Linked DNA regions of Homo sapiens: region 1 is linked to region 2. Evidence: read pairs that join two places in POLR2A ChIA-PET (ENCODE). Cell type or tissue: Panc1. All regions are shown on one strand.

Evidence for each region. Peaks named below come from ENCODE experiments on the same cell type or tissue, not always from the same donor. Only the 100,000 strongest peaks of a DNase experiment are listed, where the experiment ranks them.
Region 1: POLR2A ChIA-PET joins it to region 2 with 6 read pairs; 2 of 35 experiments call an interaction of 5 or more read pairs at or near these places.

What each region holds. Positions count from the first base shown.
Region 1 is chr12:106,182,004-106,184,503 of GRCh38, forward strand. No RefSeq gene overlaps it. Among named protein-coding and RNA genes, the nearest start is that of NUAK1, 44 kb to the left of the region's middle. In Panc1, no CTCF peak of the experiment used is centred here; no DNase peak of the experiment used is centred here.
Region 2 is chr12:105,955,479-105,957,978 of GRCh38, forward strand. No RefSeq gene overlaps it. Among named protein-coding and RNA genes, the nearest start is that of NUAK1, 180 kb to the right of the region's middle. RefSeq lists an enhancer at 1-588. In Panc1, no CTCF peak of the experiment used is centred here; no DNase peak of the experiment used is centred here; H3K27ac peaks cover 600 bases.

The DNA.
Region 1 (2,500 bases), 230 kb after region 2:
TGGGCTTCCGGAAAGATTACATGAGATTATGTACTTAAAGGGGACTATGTTATTATAAACTTTAAATAAGTTTGTCGTTTCTTTGGTAGTACTCAACATGGGTAATCCCAATTAACATATATAACACTACCCGGCAAGGAATACTCTCTTGCTAGCGATGCCTACTGGAAAATTCTAGTCCCTAAAACTGAGATTTTAGGCCCCTCATTCCGGCATCTAACAGGACAGGAATTTGGTTTAAGAAGTAAAATTATTTTGTTTTCTCACTTTATCTATTGTTTGAAATGACATTGTCAAGTGTAAAAGAGGGGAAGGAAACCCACATATTATATGCATGTCACAGGTGCATGTGGTGTGTAAGGTAGGTAAGGTAGAGAGAGGAAGGAGAGAGGAGTAGACTGAGAAAGACAGGAAAAGAGGACTTCAACTTTATCTTCAAATTTTTAAATTTCAGGGGTGTAAAAATAGTTGAAGCAAGTAAAATAAAATGTTAACAGCAATTCAAGGCAGTGAGTACGTGGATGTTTGTTCTGATATTCTCTGTACCTTTTGGCATTTTTCCAATATCAAAATCATTTCCAACTAAACAAATTATTAATGGTCATAACAGTAATGCATTTTTTTATGGAAAGAACTTCATCAATATCCTGACCACCCTAATAATTGGTATAAACTTGTATCCTGTTTCTTTTTCTTGTCTTTATACATGGGTAAAGTCACTACAGAGTATAATGTATAATCCATTTCCATTTAGGAATATGCCAGGGTGGCCGGGTACAGTGGCTCACACCCGCAATCCCAACCCATTGGGAGGCCAAGGCGGGTGGATCTCTTGAGGCCAGGAATTTGAGACCGGCCTGGGCAATTATGACAAAACCTCATCTCTACAAAAAACACAATAATTAGCCAGGCATGGTGATGTGTGCTGTAGTCCCAGCTATTCAGGAGGCTGAGGTGGGAGGATTGCTTGAGCCCAGGAGGTTGACGCTGCAGTGAGACGTGATTGCTCCTCTGCATTCCAGCCTGGGTGACAAAGCAAGACCCCGTCTCAAAAAAAAAAAAAATTGTAATATGCAAGGATGGCAGAGGAGCTGCCCAGGGAATGAGACAGAAATGAGATCACTCACATACAAACAGTTTGACACCTACAGCCTCAAGTCTAGTCAGCTTCAGGGATTGTTGTTATTTTTTTGACCAGCTTGGTTTTTAAGTTTGCAAGCTCCCCATCATAACAGAATATCTTCCTGCTTTGGCTCTTTGGTTAGCTCTTCATCAGTCATAGATGATTGATTCATTCTACAGATGTGTATTGGGCACCTCTACTTTCCAGGCCCTGCGCTAGGCCCAAGGACACCGAATAAGTCAGGCCAGGAGGCTGCCCTCACATAACTCATGGACAAACCTGAGTGATGGGCAGGTAAGCAGCCCATGAGAGGTCCTACAAGGTGATGAGGTGCAATGATGGAGCAAGGCAGAGGGTGTGTGGGCACAGTGGTGGCTGGGGGATAAGGGAAGACTCCCCAGAAGAGGGGATAACTAGAAAGAATCTGGAAGGAAAGGGAAGAATTTGTTAACATTTAAAACTTGGGAGGTTATTTTGTTTTTAAATCCAGATGTTTGTCCTTATCTTAAAAAAATCAAAAGATCTGGCAGTACTTGGGAAGAGTCCTATAGGGCAGAAATTGGCCATACCTGAGTGGAAGACTGTTCCTGAGTGAGGTGCAGTGATCCTGCAGCCAAGCCCAGTCACACTCAACTGACACCATATGGGCCAGGGGCCTTCCCACGCCTGTGATTTCTCTCAGCTTTGGGGAAAGAGCACATTGGCTCCTCCAGGCAAAGGAAATGATTTGAGAGGTTCTGTCCAAGCCTCTTCCAGAGCCAAGATTGATTTCAGACTTTACCCTTTGGGAATAATCCAGAGCTCTTGCCTCTAGGCCATGCCCACTGCCTCAAGCCGGAGAAGTCTACCTAATGGTGATCTTGGGCACCGTGGAAGCCAGTCGGGGAGATGGCTTAGGGTGAGCAGTTAATTTGGTTCTTTTTAGATAATACCTCAGAGCCCACTTCCTTCCCTATGGCCTCACAGAGATTTGTTCCTGGGCAAATGAGGAGAGGAAAGAGGATAGTTAACCTCTCACACCCATGTGAGCTGAAGGGAGGTGATATTCAAGGAGGGTGGCCAAGAGATGCCTCGATCCCTTATTGATAGAAAGCCTACAGAGTAAAATTGTCATACCCTCAAACCTAATGAGATATTTTGTCGCTGTGTGTGCTGTTAAATGGTAACTACCTACCAGGCATTATTCCAGCATGGACCATTTGATCCTTACGAGAACCCTGGGAGGGAGGCTTTCTAACCAGTATTTTAGAAATGAGCAACTGAAGCTCAGAGAGTACATGTGGCTTGTCCAGGGTCAGGACCTGGTTGTCTAACTTAGAGACCTAAGATCTTCCTACTAATAACCACAGTCAACTGCCACCAACTCCTGGGAACCTC
Region 2 (2,500 bases):
CTACAAACGAGACTTTGGTGAGAGTTGTAAACTTGAACAAAACCAGTTACCATGAGATAGCTCCTTAGCCCTAGATGGTGACAAGTCTGAACATGCTGAAATTGAGATGATGCTTTGGTTTCTGTGTGCCTTTGCTGCATTTTGGCTTTTTACATCCAGGACTGCCTGTTTCTTGACCCATACTTTGCCCCAACAGTACCTGCTCTCCCTCTGTGCTAGTGAGGGTTTGGGGTTATAACTGTTAGACCGAGATAAGAGCGTAAGTTTTGGCTTCAGACAAACCTGAGTTTGTGTCCAAGCTCTGCCACTTAAGAACAGTATGAGTTGCTGCAGATTACACTGAGCTAATAATAATACTACCTAACAGGAATGTCATAAGTTAAATAATCAATTCATGCCAGGTACTTAGCCCAATGATGGAACGCAGCACGAACTCAATAAATGTTAGCTATCATTATCACTATTATTACTATTGTTATTCACAATATCATAAGGAAGAGAAACTTACATGCTTCCCCCAAAAAATACACTCTATATGATACAGTTGAAGAAGAGTTGGTGTTATATCATATTTCCAATGATCTTTGCCCTGTATTTCCTGTGGCTGAACCGATAATATTAGAAGCTGCTAACATTTTTTGAAGGTTTGTTGCATGTCACATACCATTCTAAATGCTTTACTTCAACCAACAACCCTGGGAGCTGTAGATACTCTTATTATCATCTCCACTTTACAGAAAAGGAAGTAAATTGCAGAATAATTATGCATTGCCCAAGATCACACATCTAATAATGGTTGTCTAGAGTTACAACCAAGGCAGTCTAGCTCAGAATCTGCAAGCTTAACTATCCACTGTCCTACCCTCCTGATAGAAGTTGGTGACCCCTCCGACTAGGATAGATTCCACTTCCAGGGACTTCAAAGAACTCTCAGCAGGAATTTTTAACTGACAATTTGATTTGACAGAATTGTCCTGCCTCTATGCTAATTGATCCCTTAAACTTAGGTTCAGAAAGAGTACATGGGTTGCCTGAAGTCCTGAAGCTAGTCTCTGACAGATCCTCAAGCAGCCCGACTGGAGCCAGGTTTCCATGAAAATTCAAAGAAAGGAAAAACCCAGATTGTAGTAGATTCTTCCCAAATACCCACAGGTCTGCATTTTAATTGATTATTGGGCTTAGCTACCAGATCCAAGGTTGATTTGCAAGGTCGATCCTACAGGGGCACTCTGCAGTCCCAGGGCAGAGCCCAGCCACAGGAATATGGGCTGAGAATCTACCATTATTCCTGGGAGAAGGAATTGGGGGAGTTGAGGACTGAAATCAGATCTTGGAGGAATAGTTACTGGGTGATGCAATGGAACTGACACCAGGATGGAGATTCTTGAGCTAAGCAGGACAAAAACTGTTCTCAGCCCCTGGGGGATATCCCACTGAAGTCAAGACTTTCATCCCAGAAAAGGAGGAGTTGAAATGGGTGGATTTCACTCTGAGTTGGGAGAATGATGTAAATACTACACTGAGTGGTACTGTACAAACCTTCTTTGACCTCAGCCCAGAGGGTATATCTTAAAGTTTCTTTAGGAGAAGAGAGTATCATATGAAGGAAAAGAGGCAGACCATTCTCCTGGTATCTAGTGATCAAGCTATATCTCTAGGACCAAGCAGGCTGGGAGAAGAAAATCATCCTCTATTTCTGTCACAGTTGCAAGTTTAACATCATCAGAAGTGTCACAGTCACTGAGTGTCAAGTGATGGCTGCCCACAGTGGCAGCCACAGAAAAGCTTTAATTCCCATCCAGAGAAACGTGAGCCACCTCACTCCACCCCCAGGACACTGCCAGGTGTAGAAGAAAGAACTGAAGGACTGGAAATACTAGCAATTTTCACAAGAAGAGGCTCTAAATCCAATACAGCTGATGGTGTCTTTAGGCCACCTGGGAAAATAAGAATATTATCCTTGTAATCCTCTCAACTATACCAAGAGACAGTTAGTCTTATTACTTCCAGTTTACAGATAAGGAAACCAGGATTGAAAGATTAAGTGGAAACTCCTCTTTTCTGTCCCTGACTTTCTGTCTGTGTACTCAGGGAGACTTCAGGCTTCTTGGAAGGATTGAGAAGAAGCTTCTACCTGTCCTTCCACCTCTCATTTCCTCCTCTCAAGACGACATATCTAAATAAGGAAAAACAGATTGGTTTTCCTTCTACATTCACACCGCTCTCAATACTTCACTCTGACAACAGATACGTGGGTTTTTCCCACACCAACCAATTTACCAACTCTCTGTGGACACCAACTGGATGTCCTAGAATTTAACTCAATTTGACATCAGATCTCACAGGTTAAGGGCTCAGTCCCACAAAACTGCCTCCCCCTGTTACAGTAGGTAGCTAGTCCCCACTCAGCCACCACACCAGGAATGTCAGCAACCATCAGGTGATGGTCAGGCAGCTGTTAACTGTCTCTCTAAAATAATAATTGGTCTCAGCCAGTGCC